Linked DNA regions of Homo sapiens: region 1 is linked to region 2. Evidence: read pairs that join two places in POLR2A ChIA-PET (ENCODE). Cell type or tissue: OCI-LY7. All regions are shown on one strand. Links, peaks and the distances in the headings refer to the core of each region. The heading gives the core; the rest is flanking DNA. Region 1 overlaps PPP6R3 (protein phosphatase 6 regulatory subunit 3). Region 2 overlaps TESMIN (testis expressed metallothionein like protein).

Evidence for each region. Peaks named below come from ENCODE experiments on the same cell type or tissue, not always from the same donor. Only the 100,000 strongest peaks of a DNase experiment are listed, where the experiment ranks them.
Region 1: POLR2A ChIA-PET joins it to region 2 with 9 read pairs; 2 of 35 experiments call an interaction of 5 or more read pairs at or near these places.

What each region holds. Positions count from the first base shown.
Region 1 is chr11:68,488,422-68,498,631 of GRCh38, forward strand. The region is part of intron 1 of PPP6R3 (protein phosphatase 6 regulatory subunit 3); the gene reads left to right. It also overlaps the pseudogene NDUFA3P2. Among named protein-coding and RNA genes, the nearest start is that of PPP6R3, 33 kb to the left of the region's middle. In OCI-LY7, for the core only: no CTCF peak of the experiment used is centred there; no DNase peak of the experiment used is centred there; H3K27ac peaks cover 627 bases.
Region 2 is chr11:68,727,134-68,737,343 of GRCh38, forward strand. The region is part of intron 6 of TESMIN (testis expressed metallothionein like protein); the gene reads right to left. Among named protein-coding and RNA genes, the nearest start is that of TESMIN, 19 kb to the right of the region's middle. In OCI-LY7, for the core only: no CTCF peak of the experiment used is centred there; no DNase peak of the experiment used is centred there.

The DNA of each region.
Region 1 (10,210 bases), core at 3,518-8,517, 240 kb before region 2:
TCTCGGCCTCCCAAAGAGTTGGGATTATAGGTGTGAGCCCAGCCCCCCATTCCTTTACTTTTGATCTACGTGTGTCTTTATATTTAAAGTGGCTTTGTTTTCTTATTTTTGGTTTTTGTATTTTTATTGGGAGCTACAGGGGAACGGCTTCTTCCCTGTCAACGGAGGTGCTCACAATTTTCTCAGCCACTCCAAGCTTGGGCCCTAGAGCACCTGGGGGGTCCTGATGGTGGCTGGACACATCAGGCATGTTCTCATCATGTAGAAGGGGCACTGGGTAGTTGTAGGGTGTGTCCTGATTGATCATGATGGCCTACTTGGTGTAGGGGCTGAGTAGGGGCAGAATCACAGAAGCTGGTGATGGTTAAGGACACATTGGCTCAGGCATTCTTGAGGAATGCAACAAGTCTCGCTGCCATCTTGATCTTGAAGGTGGCAACAGCTAGGTTCCTTGTAGACAACATATAGTTGGGTCTTATTTTTTGATACATTCTGAAAATTGCTCTTTTAATAGGTGTATTTAGACCATTGACCTTTAATGTGATTATTGATATAGTTGTATTAATATCTGTGATATTTATTGCTGTTTTCCAGGTTTTGCCTTTTTTTTTTTTTGAGGCAGAGTCTGCCTCTGTTGCACAGGCTGGAATGCAATGGTGTGATCTCGGCTCACTACAAGCTCTGCCTCCTGGGTTCATGCCATTCTCCTGCCTCAGACTCCAGAGCAGCTGGGACTACAGGTGTCTGCCACCACGCCCGGCTAATTTTTTTGTATTTTTAGTAGAGACGGGGTTTCACCATGTTAGCCAGGATGGTCTCGATCTCCTGACCTCATGATCCGCCCGCCTCGGCCTCCCAAATATTTTTTTGTTTGTGCTTTTGTCACATACACTTTTTCTGCCTTTTTTGGTTTTAATTGATCATTTTATATGATTTCCATTTTTATCTTCTTTCTTAGCATATTTGTTAAACTTTTTTTAGCTTTTAAAGGGTTACACTGGAGTTTGCAACATATATTTGCAGTTAATCCATGTCCACTTTCAAATAACACTACAGAGGTAGTGCACATACAGGTATTATACCTCGTTTTATTGTGGCTCACTTTCTTTCACTTTGCAGATACTGTGTGTTTGTGTGTGTGTGTGTGTGTGTGTGTGTTTTAATGAACAAATTGAAGGTTTATGGCAACCCCGTATTTGCCAGGGTATCAGCGCCATTTTTCCAGTTGCATGTGCTCACTTCATTAGCATTTTTTTATTGGTAAAATACTTATAATTAAAGTCTGTGCTTTTTTTTTTTTAAGACATAATGGTATTGCACACTTAATAGTGTAAAAATAATGTTTGCATATGGGAAACCAATATATTCGTGTGACTTACTTTATTGTGACATTTGCTTTTTTGCGATAGTCTGGAACTGAACCTGTAATATCTCCAAGGTATGCCTTTACCAGTAATAACAAATATTTCTGATTCCGCCTTCCTGTCTCATTGTTGCCATTCATTTTACTTATAAGCACGCATAAATACATAAGGAAGCATACTTAATCGAGTACATTGTTATTGTTATTATTTTGAACAAACTACTTTTAATTAAGAATAAGAAAAATCAATTTTTTTTGAATCTTCACTTAATTCCCTCTCCAGTCCTCTAATCTGTGTTTCCTACCTGGATCATTTTCCTTCTTTCTGAAATAATTTTGGCAACATAGGTTTCCTGGAAACAAATCCCCTCAATTTTGTTTGTCTCTTTCACTTTGAAGGATACTTTTTCAGGGTGCAGAATTCTAGGTTGGTGTTATTTTTCCCCCTCTCAGTGCTATAAATATTTCATTCTACTCTTTCCTGCTTGCATGGTTTCTAAGAAGTTAGATGTAATTCTTGCCTTTGCTACCCTGTAGGTAAGGTTCCCTCCCACCTTGATTTCTTTTAAGATTTTTTTTTGTTTTTGATTTTCTGACATTTGACTATGATATTGCTCAGTGGTGTTTTTTTTTGGTGGGGGGTAAGTGGGGAGGTCATTGCTTGGCTTTTTATTGGCATTGTTTCCTGAACTTTCTGGATCTATGGTTTGGTGCCTGACAACAATTTGGAAAAATCTCCGTCGTTATTACTTCAAATATTGCTTCTTTCCTCTTTTTTCCAGATATTACCATCACATATGTTATACCTTTTGTAGTTGTCCCATAGTTCTTGGATATTTTCTGTTTTTTTTTTCTTTTGTATTTTTTTCTCTTTCCTTTTCAGTTACGGAAGTTTCTATTGTCATATCCTAATGCTCAGATTCTTTCTTCAGCCGTGTTTAGCCTACTGATAGATCCACAGAGGGATTCTTCATTTCTGTTACAGTGTCTTTTTCTCTAGCATTTCTAATTGGTTATTTCTTAGAATTTCCATCTCTCTGCTTATGTTATCTTTCTGTTCTTGCTTGTTGTCTGCCTTTTTCACTAAAGCCTTTAGCATATTAATCGTGTTTTTTACAAAATTGCTAGTGGCCGGGCATGGCCTGTAATCTTAGCACTTTGGGAGGCTGAGGCAGGCAGGTTGCTTGACTCAGGAATTTGAGACCAACCTGGTCAACTTGATGAAACCCCATCTCTACAAAAAGTACAAAAATTAGCTGGGCGTGGTGGCACACACCTGTAGTCCCAGCTACTTTTTGGGGCTGAGGCAGGAGGATCACTTGAGCCTAGGAAGTTGAGGCTGCAGTGAGCCTTGTTTGTGTCACTGCACTCCAGCCTGGGTGACAAAGCGAGATCCTGTCTCCAAAAAAAAAATTGCTGGTTTGGTAATTCTGCCATTGCAGCCATATTTGACTCTGGTTCTGATGCTTGTTCAGTGTCTTTATTAAAAATTTTTTTTTCAGAGTCTCAGTGTTTAAACCAGAAGGTTGTTAAGTGTCTTCAGCTGTGTGTGTGTGTGTGTGTGTGTGTGTGTGTGTGTGTGTGTGTGTGTGTGTTTGAGACAGAGTCTTGCTCTGTTGCCCAGGCTGGAGTGCAGTGGTGCAATCATCTTCTAGGTGCAAGGATCCTCCCACCTCAGCCTCCTGAGTAGCTAGGACTACAGTCAGACACCACTGTGCCCAGCTATTTTTTTAAAAATTTATTTTTTGTAGAGATGGGTGTTGCTGTGTTGCCCAGGCTGGTCCTGAACTTCTGGGCTCAAGCAGTCCTCCTACTTCAGCCTCCTAAAGTGTCGGGATTATAGGTGTGAGCCACCAGTCCCAGCCCATTTTAACTGTTTGGAGTGTACCGTTCAGTGGCATTAAATACATCCACATTGTTGATCAACCATCATCACCACCATCCATCTCCTGAATGGTTTTCATCTTCCCATACTGAAACACAGTAGCCATTAAATCATCTTTTGGCTTCCCTGGGCCACATTGGAAGAAGAGTTGCCTTGGGCCAAACATAAGTTACAGTAACACTAACGATAGCTGATGAGCTTAAAAAAAAAACCACACAAAAAACTCAACGTTTTAATAAAGTTTATGAATTTGTGTTGAGCCTCATTCAGAGCTGTCCTGGGCCACAGGTTGGACCAGCTTGCATTAAACACTAACTCCTGCTCCCGCCCAGACCCTGGCAACTGCCGTTCTACTGTCTCCATGAATTCGACTATTCTAAGTACCTTGTGTAAATTGCATCATACAGTATTTGTCCTTTTATCACTGGCTTCAAGCACAGTGTCTTCAAGGTTTACTCATGTTGTAGGATGTGTCCGAATTTCCTTTCTTTTTTTATTTTTAAATTTTTTAGAGGCAGAGTCTTGCTCTGTTGCTGGACTACAGTGGCATGATCATAGCTCACTGCAACCTCATACTCCTGGGCTCAAGGGATCTTCCCACCTCAACCTCCCTAGTAGTTGGAACCATAGGTGTGCATCACCATGCCTGGCTAAGTTTTATTTTTATTTTTTGAGGTCTTGCTATGTTGCCCAGGCTGGTCTTGCCTGGCTTCAAGTGATCCTCCCACCTTGGCCTCCCAGAATGCTGGGATTTCAGGCGTAAGCCACTGCGCCTGACTAGAATTTCCTTTAAGGCTGAGTTATATTTCATTTTATGTATATACAACATTGGTTATCCATTTATCCATCAATGGACACTACAGTGCCTCTGCCTTTTGGCCATTGAGAGTGATGCTGCCATGAACATGGGTGTATAAATATCTGTTCAAGTCTCTGCTCTCAGGTCTTTAGGGTATATACCAAGAAGTGGAATGGCTAGATCATATGGCAGTTCTCATTCTACTTTTTTGAGGAGCTGCCATACTGTTTTCCATGACTGTACCATTTTACATTTCCCCAGTGGCACATGAGGGTTCCACTTTGCCCACATTAGCTAGCACCTCTTTTTGAGTGTTTATAGACATGAGCTGTACAGTGGTTTTCAAAGCATTGTTGGTTGCTTAAATCTTTCTGGCAGCAAAATCCAGGGAGGTTTTCTTTATAGAATTTACAAGGTCTGTGTTACTATATTTTCCTGGTTTTCTTCCTACCATTCTTGGCCTCTCTTAATTTTCTTCTGGGCCACTTTCACATTTTGTTCTCCAGCCTTTCTTATTTTCCACACTGTTTCTTGGGTGGTCTCCACTTTCATGGCTGAACTTACCAGGTATGTGCTAATGATGCTCATACCTACTTCTAACCCTGATTTTCTGTTGAGTTCCGGTGCTTACTGGGCATTTCCACTTGTGCTCATTCTGCCCTCAAAGCAGTTATGACCCTGGATATGTAGGGTCTAAGTGCTAATGAGCCTGAATCCTGATACTTCCAAAGACTAGTTATTTGCTCTCTGAGCTTCAGTTTCCTCGCTTACATATGGGAAGGATAACAGTTATTTTAAGGATTAAATGATAGTTCATGTAATGTTTATATTACAGTATACATTGGTGGTAGTTAACATGTCTAGCCATTATCACTATTATTCTTTGTATAAATAATTTCTCCCTCTATTTCATAAATTTTTAAAAATTGTCATGAGATTATGTAATCAAAAGGTGCTGCCATTTTTAATTTTTAATTTTTTAGAGACAGAGTCTTGCTTTGTCACCCAGGCTGGTGTGCAATGGTACGATCATAGCTTGTTGCAATTTTCAGCCCTGGGTTCAAAGTGATCCTCCTGCTACAGCCTCCCAGTAGCTAGGACAATAGGTGTGAGCCATCATGCTTGGGGTAAAAAAAAAAAACAAAACCATATATATATATATATATATAAAATATATATACAAAAAAATACACACACACACAGAGACAGAGTAGAGATGCCCAGGGTGGTCTCAAACTCCAGACCTCCCAAAGTACTGGATTACAGGCGTGAGCCACTGCACCTGGCCAAGGTACTGTTATTTTTATTAATCTTGTATGTCATTATAGTACTCTTTTAAAACGCTAGTACCCGGCCAGGCACTGTGGCTCCTGCCTGTAATCTCAGCACTTTGGGAGGCTGAGGCGGGTGGATCACAAGGTAAGGAGATCAAGACCAATTTGGCTAACACGGTATAACCCCCTCTCTACTAAAAATACAAAAAAATTAGCTGGGCGTGGTGGCGGGAGCCTGTAGTCCCAGCTACTCTGGAGGCTGAGGCAGGAGAATGGCGTGAACCCGGGAGGAGGAGCTTGCAGTGGGCCGAGATTGCGCCACTGTACTCCAGCCTGGGCAGCTGAGCGAGACTCCATCTCAAAAAAAAAAAAAAAGAATAAATAAAAAAGATAATTAGATTTTTTTTGTAACACGAAGAAAGGATGAATGCTTGATGTGATGGTTACATCATTTACCCTGATGTGATTATTATACATTACATGCCTGTATCAAAACATCATGGCCGGGCACGGTGGCTCACGCCTGTAATCCCAGCACTTTGGGAGGCCGAGGCGGGCGGATCACGAGGTCAGGAGATCGAGACCATCCTGTCCCACATGGTGAAAGCCCATCTCTACTAAAAATACAAAAATTAGCTAGGTGCGGTGGGACACGCCTGTAATCTCAAAAAAAAAAAAAAAAAAAAAAAAAGCTGGTACCTATACGCAAGTGTATCAGCAATAGATGAGTGGACCTGTTTCCCTATATTCCCCTTCTAGTGTTAGTTTTAATTATTTGTGATTTGTTTGGTGGTTCACTGGATATAAAGGAATACCTTATGGATTTTCATTAAGAAAATTAATGAAAAATTAATAAAAAGCTAAATATTAAATATTGGCTTGCATTTTGGTTTCTTCTTGACTGATTGCTTGATCACTGGGTTTCTATTTCTTTGGTTCCCACTAGGTATTGTATAAGCTTAAAAATTATCCTCTGGTATTTTGAGTTTACTCCCCCTTTTGAAAGGACTTTTTGTTTTAATCTCTGTACTTCATGTCATTGCTCCTCTATTGTCTGGATCTTAACGGCCCCCCAGCCCCATTATTGAGAACTGTATTTACAGCAAGCCCCTTAAAAACAAATTTTATGTTTGTTTTTACAATATACAGTTAATTTCTTAGTGTCATCAGCTATAAATGGAGTTATGAGAAATAAGTGAAAATTGTTCAATAAATATTTCAGTGCCTGTGAAGTGCCAGGCTCAAAAATGTTTAAGAACTGCCTGGCACATATGAGATCCTCTGTAAAAGTAGTAGCCATTGTGATGTACCATAAAGTTTACTTTTCATAATTTGGGAGGCAGTAGCATGATGGAAATAGGGTGGCATTTGTGTGTTCTTCCCTAGCCACTTCCCTACTGTGTTACCTGGATCAGTTACTGTCTCTCCAGCTCAGATTATTTGTAAAAGATGATATAACTTACAATACAAGATTGTGAGGGTCAAATGCAAATGTGTGAATACATTTGGTAAAGCAAAGTACAGATGCTAAAACCCTTAAAAAACAATCTTTTCTTAGCACCTTCCTTTGCAAATATAGATTGCATTATTGTTTTGTAACAGCTTTATTGAGACATAACTCACCCACTTAACGCATACAAGTTAATGTTTTTTAGTATATTCATGGAGTTGTACAACTGTCATCACAATCACTTAGAATATTTTCATTATTCCACAGGAAACCCTATACCTGTTAGTAATCACTTCTCATTTTTCTCTCATCCCGCTAGACCTAGGCAACCACTACTGTACTTTCTGTTCCTATAGATGTGCCTATTCTGGGCATATAAATGGAATCATACAAACGTGGTCCTTTTTTGGGACTAGCTTTTTCCCTCTTAGCCATGTTTTCAAGATTTATCTGTGTAACATGTATGAGTACTTCATTTCTTTCTTTTGTCAAATAATACTCATTATGTGGGGAATATTACCTTTTATTTATTCATTCATCAGTTGATAGATACTTGGATGTTTCTGAGTTTTGGCTTTTATGAATAATGCTGCTGTAGACATTTATGTACAAATTATTCTGTGAAAGTATGTTTCAATTCTCTTGGATACATACCTAGGAGTAGAATTGTTGGGTCATATGGAGCTCTGTGTTTATCCTTTTGAGAAACTGTGAGACTATTCTCCAAAGTGTCTACACCATTTTACATTCCCACCAGCAATGTGTAAGGATTCTGATTTTGTCATATCCATGCCAGCACTTTTGTTTTTTGAGACAGCGTCTCACTCTGTTGCCCAGGCTGGAGTGCAGTGGTGCAGTCACAGCTCACTGCATGATAGCCTTGACCTCCTGGGCTGAAGTGATCCTCCCACCTCCGCCCCCCAAGTTGCTGGGACCACAGGCATATGCCACCATCTCTGGCTAATTTTTTTGTGTTTTTCTTTTCTTTTCTTTTTTTTTTTTTGTTGTTGTTAAGACAAGGTTTCACTACGTTGTCCAGGCTGGTCTTGAACTCCTGGGCTCAAGTGATTCTCTCCTCTCGCCTTGGCTTCCCAAAGTTGTTGGGATTACAGGTGTGAGCCACCATGCCCAGCCTTTCCCATCCCTTCCCATCCCTCCTTCCTTTTTGAGACGGGGTCTCTCTGTATTGTCCAGGCTGGACGGGGACTCATGGATTCAAGCAGTCCTCCTGCCTTAGCCTCTCTAGTGGCTGGGACTGTAGATGTGTGCCACTGCGCTTGCCTCATTTGGTTTTTTTTTGGAGACAGTCTTACTCTGTCACCCAGGCTGGAGTGCAGTAGTGCAATCTCAGCTCGCTGCAACCTCTGCCACCTGGGTTCAAGCAATTCTTGTGCCTCAGCCTCCTGAGTAGCTGGGATTACAGGTGTGTGCCACCGCATCTGGCTAATTTTTGTATTTTTAGTAGAGTCGGGGTTTTGCCATGTTGGCCAGGCTGGTCTCAAACTCGGCCTCAAGCACTTCACACACCTCGGCTTCCTAAAGTACTGGGATTACAATTACAGCAGTCTACTGTGCCTGGCCTCGCTTGCCCATTTTAAAATTGTGTTGTTTGTCTTTATTACTAAGTTGTAGGAGTTTCTTAATTATTCCATATTCTTGTCTTTTTTTTTTTTTTTTTTTTTTTTTTGAGACAGAGTCTTGCTCTGTTGCCCAGGCTGGAGTGCAGTGGTGCAATCTCGGCTCACTGCAAACTCCGCCTCCCAGGTTCACGCCGTTCTCTTGCTTCAACCTCGCGAGTAGCTGGGACTACAGGTGCCCACCTCCACGCCCGGCTAATTTTTTTGTTTGTTTGTTTGTTTTGTTTTGTTTTTTGAGACGGAGTCTCGCTCTTTCACCCAGGCGGGAGTGCAGTGGTGCGATCTCGGCTCACTGCAAGCTCCGCCTCCCGGGTTCACGCCATTCTCCTGCCTCAGCCTCCCGAGTAGCTGGGACTACAGGTGCCCGCCACCACGCCCGGCTAATTTTTTTTTTTTTTGTATTTTTAGTAGAGATGGGGTTTCACCGTGTTAGCCAGGATGGTCTCGATCTCCTGACCTCGTGATCCGCCCATCTCGGCCTCCCAAAGTGCTGGGATTACAGGCATGAGCCACCACGTCCGGCCTCTGTATTCCTGTCTTTTGAGACAGGGTTTCACTCTGTCACCTGGCTGGAGTGCAGTGCTGCGATCACTGCTCACTGCAGCCTCGACTTCGTGGGCTCAGGTGATCTTCCCACCTCAGCCTCCTGAGTAGCTGGGACTACAGACGTATGCTACCACGCCTGACTGATTTTTTTGTATTTTTTGTAGAAACGGGGATTTACCACGTTGCCCATGCTGGTCTCAAACTCCTGGGCTCAAATGGTCTGCCTGCCTCGGCCTCCCAAAATGCTGGGACTACAGGCATGAGCCACTGCGCCCAACCTTGTACATAAATCTTTTATCAGAAATATGATTTGTCAATATTCCATTCTTTGGGTTTTCTTTTCACTTCTTGATGGTGTTATTACTGAAGGATGAAAACTTTTAATTTGAAGTGCAATTTATCTTATTTTTCTTTTATCTCGTGTTTTTGGTGTCATATCTAAGAAAGTTTTGCCTAATCCGTGGCCACAAAGATTAACTCCTGTGTTTTTTTCTGAGTTTTGATTGCCTCATTTTTAATGACTATTTCACTGGATAGATAAAAGAACCTTGGTTCAGATGAGATCATTGTTGTTTATTGTTGGATATTTAGGAACCATGTATTTGTGGATGACCTGGATAGTTTGTTCTGTGGTTTTCCCCACAGTGTCATCTTCCTCTATATTTAGACATTTCTTTTTCTATTATAAGCTCTTTGGACATTATTATATATGACTTTGTGCTCAGTATAAACACCTTAGAATAAAAGAATAATTGGACCAAGGGGTATATAGATTTTAACACCTTTTTGTTATCAGTGGCCAGAAAAATTACCCCAGTTGCTATTTTACCAGCAGTTCCAGTCAGTTTTATGTTAATACATTTTAAAACTTGTTTTATTAGGGGTAAATTTGGACATGCAGAAATTGAACAGTATAATGAAACTATCAGTTACCCAGCTCTAACAACCATACACTCAAGGCCAGTCTTGTCCCACTTAACTTCCCCATTTCCCACTTCTCTTCTATATTATTACTATTTAAAAACTCTATTGAATCACAATAGAAATACGGAAAAGTACATACAATAAGCAGATTTTCATAAGCTGAAATCCACCTGGGCAAGCAGCCATCACATGTCTCCTTGTGTCCACTTCCAGTCACACCCTCTCTAGGGGCAGCCGGTATTCTAACAGCTAACAGCACTGATTAGTTTTGCCCAGTTTTGTTTCTATTAAATAGAGTCTTACAGTAGGTACTCTTGTGTCTTTCTCTTGGC
Region 2 (10,210 bases), core at 3,845-8,844:
AGGGCTAATTAAAACTGTCCTAAAAGGCTGAGTGCAGTGGCTCATGTCTGTAATCCCAGCACTTTGGGAGGCCAAGGTGGGCGGATCTCTTGAGGCCAGGAGTTCAAGACCAGCCTTGCCAACATGGCGAAAACCCATCCTACTAAAAATACAAAAATTAGCTGGGCATGGTGATGCATGCCTGTAATCCCAGCTACTCAGGGGGCTGAGGCACGAGAATTGCTTGAACCTGGGAGGTGAAGGCTGCAGTGAGCCAAGATCACACCACTGTACTCCAGCCTGGGCAACAGAGCCAGACTTTGTGTCAAAAACAAAAACAAAACAAAAAAACAAAAAAACTGTCCTAAAAAATATCTACACTCATGGTATAAAACCAATTCCTGCTTTTCTGAGAGGAAGAGACCTCTCTCCATCCTAGTGGACAGTGCTCCTTCTCACTCTATGAAATAATTGTCCAAAAATGTATAATTTAACACTTATAGGCAAACCTCATTTTATTGCACTTTGTTCTATTGGGCTTCACAGGTAATGCTTTTTTAATAAAACAAATTGAAGGTTTGTGTCAACTCTGCATCAAGCAAGTCTACGGCTCCATTTTTCCAACAGTATGTGCTCACTTCATGTCTCTTTATCATATTCCTGTAATTCTTGTAATGTTTCAAACCTTTTCATTACTGTTATGTCTGTTATAGTGATCTGCAATCCTCGTTCTTTGATGTCACTAAGTGTAATTGTTTTGGAGTACCACAAGCCACATCCATATAAGAGCACGAACTTAAGTGCAATTGTTTTGGAGTACCACGAGCCATGTCCATGTAAGAACATGAACTTAACTGATGAATGCTGAGTGTGTTCTGACTTCTCCACCAACTGGCGGTTCCCTGTCTCTCTCCCTGTCCTCAGGCCTCCATATTCCCTGAGACACAACAATATTGAAATTAGGCCAGTTAACAACTCTACAATGGCCTCTAAGTGTTCAAGAGAAAAGAAGAGTCCCACGTCTCTCACTTTAAATCAAAAGATTAAGCTTAGTGAGGAAGGCATGTCGAAAGCCAAGATAGGCTGTGAATCAAAGGAAAAGCTTTCGGAGGAAATTAAAAGTGTTACTCCAGTGAACACACAAATTATAAGAAAGCAAAACACTGCTGACATGAAGCAAGCCTGAGAGGTCTGGAGAGAAGATGAAACCGGACAAAGCCTAATCCAGAGCAAGGCCCTAATGCTTGTCAATTCCGTTAAGGCTGAGAGAGGTGAGGAAGCTGTACATCAAAAATTGGAAGCTAGCAGAGGCTGGTTCATGAGGTTGAAGGAAAGAAGCCATCTCCATAACGGAAAAGTACAAGGTGAAGCAGCAAGTTCTGATGGAGAAGCTGCAGCAAGTTCTCCAGAAGATCTAGCTGAGATCACTGATAAAGGTGGCTACACTGAACAACAGGTTTTCAGTGTAGATGAAGCAGCCTTCTACTAGAAGAAGATGCCACCTAGAACTTTTGCAGCTAGAGAAGAGAAGTCAATGCCTGGCTTCAACGCCTCAAAGGACAGGCTGGCTCTCTTATTGGGATATGGTGCAGTTGGTGACCTTAAGTTGAAGCTAATGCTCATTTCCCATTCTGCAAATCCTAGACCCTTTAAGAATGTTGCTAAAACTACTCTGCCTTGTGCTTTACAAATGGAACAACAAAGCCTGAATGACAGCACATCTGTTTACAGCATGATTTACTGAATATTTTAAGTCCACCGTGAAGACCTACTACTCAGAAAAAGATTCCTTTCAAAATATTACTGCTCATTGACCAGGTACCTGGCCCCCCAAGAGCTCTGATGGAGCTGTGCAAGGAGATTAATATTGTTCTCATGCCTGCAAACACAATATCCATCCTGTAGCCCATGGATCAAGGTGTCATTTTGACTTTCAAGTCTCATTATTTAAGAAATACATTTCATAAATCTATAGCTGCTATTGATAGTGATTCTTCTGATGGATCTGGGCAAAGTCAATTGAAAACCTTCTGGAAATTATTCCATTCTGTGTGCCATTAAGAATATTCATGATTCATGGGAGGAAGTAAAAATATCAACATTGAAAGGAGGTTAGAAGTTGATTCTAACCAGCTGGGCGTGGTGGCTCACGCCTGTAATCCCAGTACTTTGGGAGGCTGAGGCAGGCGGATCATGAGGTCAGGAGATTGAGACCATCCTGGCCAACATGGTGAAACCCTGTCTCTACTAAAAATACAAAAAATTAGCTGGGCGTGGTGGTGGGCGCCTGTAATCCCAGCTACTTGGGAGGCTGAGCCAGGAGAATGGCTTGAACCTGGGAGGTGGAGGTTACAGTGAGCCAAGATCATGCCACTGCACTCTAGCCTGGTGACAGAGGAAGACTCTGTCTCAAAAAAAAAAAAAAAAGTTGATTTCAACCCTCATGGATGGCTTTGTGGGGTTCAAGACTTCAGTGGAGGAAGTCACTGCAGATGTAGAAATAGCAAGAGAATTAGAATTAGAAATGGAACCTGAAGATGTGACTGAATTGTTTCATTACCATGATAAAACTGTAATGAATGAGGAATTGCCTCTTACAGATGAGCAGAGAAAGCAGTTTCTTGAGATGGAATCTGCTCCTGGTGAAGATGCTTTGAACACTGCTGAAATGACAATACAGGATCTAGAATATTCCATAAACTGAGTGGATAAAGCAGTGCAGGGCTTGAGAGGATTAACTCCAATTTTGAAAGTTCTACTGTGGGTGAAATGCTATCAAACAGCATCACATACTATAGAGAAATCTTTCCTGAAAGGAAGAGTCAGTTGATGTGCCAAACTGCATTGTTGTCTTATTTTCAGAAACTGCCACCGCAACCCCAGCCTTCAGTCCTCCACCACCCTCAACAGTCAATAGCCACGACATTAAGGCAAGACCCTCCCTCCACCAGCTAGAAGATGACAACTCGCTGAAGGCTCAGATGATTGTTAGCATTTCCTAGAAACAGTGTTTTTAAATTAAGGTATGTACTTTTTAGATAGAATGCTATTGCACACTGATTGTACTACAGCATGTTTATAGTTATATAAACATAACTTCTACATGCATTAGGAAACCAAAAACCTTGTGTGACTTGCTTTATTGTGATTTGCTCTGTTGTGGCTGTGGAGCTGAAGCTGCAGTACCTCCAACGCAAGCCTGTATGTTGTTGCCTATACCAAAATAGGCCTGTTATAAACGTTTTTATATTTTATATTTTACGTTAAATTTTTAAGTTGTATATTTTACAGTTGCTTTAAAAAATGATGTAGCAAATCAATGTTTAACATATACAAAAATGATTAAGAAAGACATTTGTAACAGTGCTGGAAAGGTAGATGTTAATTACTTTAAAAATCTGGCTGGGCGCAGTGACTCATGCCTGTAATCCCAGCACTTTGGGATGCCATGGCGGGCAGATCACCTGAGGTCAGGAGTTTGAGACCAGCCTGGCCAACATGGTGAAACCTCGTCTCTATTAAAAATGCAAAAATTAGCTGGGCATGGTGGCGGGCACCTATAATCTCAGCTACTCAGGAGGCTGAAGCAGTAGAACTGCTGGAACCTGGGAGGTGGAGGTTGCAGTGAGCCGAGATCACACCATTGCACTCCAGCCTGGGCCGACAACAGCCAGACTTTGTCTCAAAAAAAAAAAAAAAAAATTTAAAATCCATCAGTAAGTTTCCAATAAAATAGAAAGCATTTAACTACCTCTTCAGTTTACATCAACACCATTTTAATCATCCAGATTAATTTATCAGTTAAAAATAATTCCCAACTTTTTATGGCTACTGAAACAATAGCAACAAAAGGTTGGGGTACATTGTTTCAAGTTTCAGGGGTAAGGAACTAAGAGAGGAACTAAAAAGGGTAGTTCCAGCTCTATGTGGAGGAGGAAGATGAACGAGTAAAACGCTTGTCTACCACAGGAAGAGGGCAGGAGACAATCTTTACAGGTGTGGAGGTTCCCCCAGGAAACCTGAAAGCAGAAGTTGCTAAGAGTGGAAGCTTCTTGGAGGGAGACAGACTATGGGAGAAGTGGAGCAGGGTACTATCACTTTCCATGGAGCCTTGACTGTGGTAATCGATTTTTACCCATGCCATCGCTAAAAACAAATACAAAAAATTAGCTGGGCATGAGGGCGCATGCCTGTAATTCCAGCTACTTTGGAGGCTGAGCTGGGAGGATCACCTGAGCCCAGGGGGTCAAGGCTGCAGTAAGCTACGATTGAGCCACTGCACACCAGCCTGGGTGACACAGTGAGACCCTGTCTGAAAAAAGAGTTATAAAATAAAAAAAAAAATACTGTCATGTGTTTTTATCTCTATTGATGGCAATTATAATAATAATCCCTCATAGCCTGTATACAGCAGAGACTCCCATGAGAGTAGGACTAACTCACGCTAAGAAAATTACATTCCATTGCCTTGCGCTCATGACTTAGTTGCGGGGAATAAAAAGGTAAAAGAAATGGAAAGCTATTGATGGCGATGATGCCACAAGTGTGAGTGAAGCAAGCAACGGAGGATCCCCAGCTTATGTTCCTTCACCTGAACCAAGTGTCTCCACATGAGGACAGGTGGCATGTATGGAGAGACACCAGCACGAGGTCAGGGGTCTGCCACCAACAGACCTCACTGCTTGGGTGAATTTACCTATTCCTTAGCTTTTCCAAAAACAGAACACAAACTTTATTAGTATTTCCAGAGATAACTGGTTTCTCAGTGATGGATTGATTCCAGCCAAATCACAATGCATGATCAGAATGCCATGCGTCAATTCATGATGGAAATAACATCCTTTTCCAGTGCCCAAAATGTTCACGTTGTCTCTCCAAGGCCTCTCATTTCTCAGTATGGAGCTACTAGGAAGCTAAGTCAATGGCCAGACAGTTGCATGTTGAGCACAGAATTCGAGGTGTGTAGACATCGAGTAGATTGGGAGGGCTCTAAGTCTCTTGCCCACTGCACACAGCACTTCGTGGAGAAGGCATCTCCGTGCCCTTACAGACAGTGCTCTGTCGCCTGCCAGCACTGGACACACTCTGGGCCTCCTTTCCTCTGTTCCAATGCTGACCGAGTGCCCTCGTGATGGTACATTCTTTCTTACATGTGTCGGTCACCAATTAAGCTAGGAAGCTGCTTCTAGACAAGAAGCTGTTTCTTTGGCCTTCCATTCTGACGTAATTCAAGTTAAGCCTTTCTTAGAGTCATCTCGTTTCCAAGTCCTTAGGAGTTACCTCATTTTGTCCCCAGTTACAGTCTACACCCTGCTTTAGGCTTCATGGTCATTTGACCTGCCTGGTCCCCACACCCAGCCAGCAGCTGAGCAGCTCCCATCCCCAGGAGCCCACCACCCTGCACAGCTCTGTCCTCTGGATGCCACCACCTGGTCCTCCTCCACATCTGACATCTCCATCTGGGAAGGCCTGCTCTGGCTTGACAGCGTCACAGGGTCCAGGCTTTCTCCCACTGTCCTTCCTCCTCCTTACCCAGAGCTGCGTCTTTAGCTTCCCCATCAGTCATGTCATGGCGTTTCCAATGTTCAGAGAAGTATATGGCCTCGTAGACTAAACCAATGAGAGCTCAAACATTTTCAGACAGTCAACCCTAGACTGTCTGCAATTACTTTTTAAAAATCAATTTGTTTTTCCACTTTGGTTGTGTGAACTAAGTTTCACGGACTTCTGGATTTCTACCCACTGGTGCACCCCCACATCACTGTCCCATCACTGGGGCTCTCAGTGACTTCAGCAGGAGCTCTGTAATGGAAAAATCACGTGAAGACTGTGGTTAGGGTCGTTAGACATTGGGACTAGGACATGTTCTCCCTTTTCAACGTGTAACTTAAGGCTAGGCAGACATAAGAGCAGAAAGTGAGCAGCCCACAGCAAGAGCTGAGGGAGGACAGACAGCACAGACACCAGATGCCAGCTTTGGCAGGGTGGCCGAGGAAACTGATGCCCCTAGTGCTGTCAAGCATGGCAATGAGGTCTGCCTCCTACTTCAGCCACATCGTCTACTTCCAGCCCCCGACTCCACGTGACAATTGGCCCTACCATCCCTTGACCACACCTCCTGGCTGGGGGAGAACTTTCTGAGAAAATTTCAATGTAGAATAAACCAATTCATAAAACTTTTTAAAAATGGGATGTGGAAATATTACAGTTAACGCTCAACAATGACATCGTTAGCACTTGTCTGAGGGGCTAGAGGATGCAAACCAAAACCCAAGAAAAATTACGCCCCTTGAAGTGTGAGCCACCAGTATCTTGACTAAATTAGTTGGCCAAGATAATACCAAAAATTCGTACCAGCTTCATGCAAAAGTGGCTGCTTCTCGCTGTTTTGGTTGACAACGAGCATTAGGACAAGGTTGCTGAGAAGTAACTGTAACACGTGCAGTGCTAGCCGTTCCGGTTTCTCTAGACTATGCTCCACTTACTGACTTCTAAGTAACCTTATTTCATATTTAATAATGAAGGATTTGTGATTACTTACAATTTCAGACACTGGGATTTGGTACAGTTACATGGCTTTTTAGACTTTGTGTCCCATGAACTAAGAGTTACTCTATAAAGATTAAAAAAGAAAATGTATTCAGCTGGTTACTCCTTATATAGAGAATTAGCTAAGCATCTGGTGTTTTTCAACACATTGTGAGAATCTCAACACCAGATCGTTATAGGTATTATTGACAGATGCCTAATCATGAAGTGGGAGTTTCCAATGTGATGGAACTAGCACCACCAAACACAGCCACACATGCCCAGGGAGCCAGTGTGCATGCGGAGCAGGGTCCTAAGGCTCTTCACCCTTCCCAAGATGTCTTCCTGGAGTTCTTCTCCCCCTGACCTATTTAAATCTCTATTTTTTGTGCTCCTCTCCCCACTGAACAGCTCTTTCCCCGCCAAAATCTGAATGCTAATGGGAAGTACAAATTAAAGAACAATAGATGAAGCGTCGTTCATCTTCAGATATACCAGTGCTAAAGCAGTCCACGCTGTAATATTACTAACAATATCAAAGCATGTTAGTAATCACTTAAGTGTGCCATGTGATCATTGGGGACTTTCCTCATTTTAGGAAGGGATTATTACAACTCCCTCCTAACTGCATTTGGCGATTAGCTCAGAAGTCATCTTCAGGGGCATTAGAGAAGAAACAAACTCTTCCTCTAACGTGTCTCTGGGTGTTGCTAAATGTGAGGGCAGCTGCACATTAAACCATCGGGAGAAGTTCCCAAGCATTGCTCAGAAGAGACACTCACCAAGGAGCTCAGAACATTTGCAATGGAAGTGGTTCAATAGGCTGTGATGACAAGGAGGGGCACGTGTACAAAACACCATGTGACAAAAACCAAACTAGATGAATTCTAAACGAATATAGCATTTAATTTAGAATTCTGTGACAGGGCTGTCCCTGTGCCCAGTGGGGGCATGCATCTCTGTCAGTGTGCTCTTTGAGGTCATGTACACAGGCCTCATCTCTGCAACGCACTGGCCACTTCTGAGCAAGGCTGCATCTTAGTCTTGGGTTTTCCCCCAGAGCTAGAACAGCACCTGGCACACAGTCCGTGCTTGCTGTCAGCCTCGCGCCATCTCATGGAACATAGGGGTTGGTAACTAATACAAACGCCCTAAAGAGAGGCAAAGTCTTCGCCCTGTCCTCTGTGCTCCGAGCGCCCGCACGCTCAGCAGTCTTGGCTGGCTGTCGGGGCTGAGGTCAGTTCCAAATCCTCCCCCACTTGGCCTGCCCTCACCTCACTGCTCTGGTCTTCCGCCCCTGCTCTCACCACCTGTGCATCTGTTTAGTGACCCATCCCACTCCCCATGGGAAACAGCTCATGGCACCTGACATGGGGGCAAGCTGCTAACTTTGACTGCTTCTGGAGAGAGCTCCCATTTTAGAGGTAAAGACAATGTTGCTGAATGCTGTATTAATTGAGAATTCATCTAGTTTTGTTTTTCCTTTAGAGACAGAACAGTTACAGCTTTTTGCCCTCATGGGTGCCTAGAGGTGGCAGGTCTAGCTATCCTGCCACCTGGCCTGTCCACCTGTGGGTCAGACCTGGGCCTGTTCAGAGGGGGGGCTCTGACAGCTACTTCACTGCTCTTGCCCTCGGCCCTCTCAGACCTGCCCTGAGCTGGGGCACAGGGTGGCCCGGCACTTCCTGTCCAGAGGAACGAAAACTGTTCTGTTGAGGAAGTGGTGTGGGGGCTTGCGGAGGCAGTCCAGTGGGGACCCACTGTAACTGTGGAGGGAGGGTGACAGGCCCACGAGTATCTACAGAGTCAGGAGGAGGCCGGCAGGCATTTACTATAAATCACTGTGTGGCCAGGACTGTGGTCAGTGCTTCAGGGGACACCAAGGATAACTATCTGTTTAATATACAGTGCCTGTCCTGGAGGAGTCCACCAAGTCAGCAGGGACATGAGACATAGGCAATGGAAACATTAGAGCACAGAAGAGAATAATCAACCAGCACACTGTCCTATACGGACTGTGCACATGGTGCCATATTGACTGTAAATGCCACAGGAACTCAGAATAATCAACCAGCACACTGTGCTACACCGACTGTAAACACTGCAGGAACTCAGAGGCAGCATAGTTCGGCACAGATGGAAGAAGTGAAAACCAAATGCTTTTGAAGGAGGTGGAACTTGACATCAACTTTTAAGGCGGCAAGGTTTCTTCACTATTACTCAACAGGATGACCCAGTTGAAATAACAGCGCCAGTAAAGACACCCATCAGGAATGAGCACGGAGTGCAGGGGCAGTGAGGGCCTCTGACTGCAGTGGACACTAAGTGGAAACTCACTTCCATGGCTCCAGATGGACTGCTCTCTCAGTGCCCATCTAAAAATTAAAGAGTTAGAAGAGATGTGGACAACTCTGCCTCAGAAAAGCATTCTAAACAAACTACACCACAACAAGATAACCTCATCTTTAGGAAAAAAATTTCCAGAGAAGCGGACTCTTGAATATTCTTTATTATGATGTTCATTATGTTACTAAAACCAGTAGCATCAACAATGTGTCAGAATTCACATTTATTACCAGATTGGTAATAGGATTATTAAAGCTACAGAGTGTCAGGACAAGGATTTGTATTAAAGAGTTTTTATTAATATGATAAGCTAGTTAATAAGTTAGCCAGTTCACCCCCCAACCCTAACAAATGACCATCGGGTCAGCTCGCACACTCAGCCTGCTGGCCTCCAGCCTAAGCTGAACTGCTTCTATGGCCTCTATAGGTTAGATATGGCTGAACCACACTGGGCTGACAGTCTTGGTTGGGAACTCACACGGAATGAAATAACCAGCAAAACGTTCTCTGACTGCTTTCTTACCACCAAAAATAAATTGGTAGAGATTCCAGTATATCATCAGTATTGCAGATGTCGAGATAAAAATCATCAGGCCCAATTAAGTGGAGAGGCATTGGATTAAGTAATTATGTGCATAAAAAATACAAATACACATCTCATGTTTTTCCTGGCACACCGTTTACAATAGAGAAATATTTTGTAACATTCAAAATAAAGAAAAACATGTGACTGATTGAAAATAATCTAGTATAGACACAGAAGGAGGAAAAGGAGAGAGGAAGAAGAGCAGGGGGAGGAGAACAAAGAGGAGGAGGAGGGGACGAGAAGAGGAAGGAGGAGGAGGAGAATGGGAAGCCGGGGGAGAGGAAAAGGGGGAAAAGGAGAAATAGCTGCCCTGAAAACGCTGTCATGACTGCTGCTCTGTGCAAATGCCCATCGGCTGCAACACATAGAAGCCTCAGAGGGTGCTGCAACTGGGAGAGCACGCAATTAAAGTATGAGAAGTATCAAATGTCCTTGAATGTTCTAGACACAATACAGCACAGAGGCAATACTATTGACCAGATGCCCCCAGATTACAAGAAAGATGAGTATCTTCAGAACTGTAGCCTTTTAGATCATCCTGTGTAATGTATCAGCAGAATCTGGAAGTAGCTGAAGTCATTTTTGTTTGGTCCAGAAATGTTAACAGCCATGATGAGATGACCAATTACAATCATAGCAACTGCACCCTCACCGATCCATCACACCCAGAGAGTGAAGCAAGCAGCATGGCCCACAGTCTTATTCTGTCCAACTCAGCAAAAGTTGTCAACAGCCTAGGCACAGAATTACAACAGCTGAAAGAGCCACTGC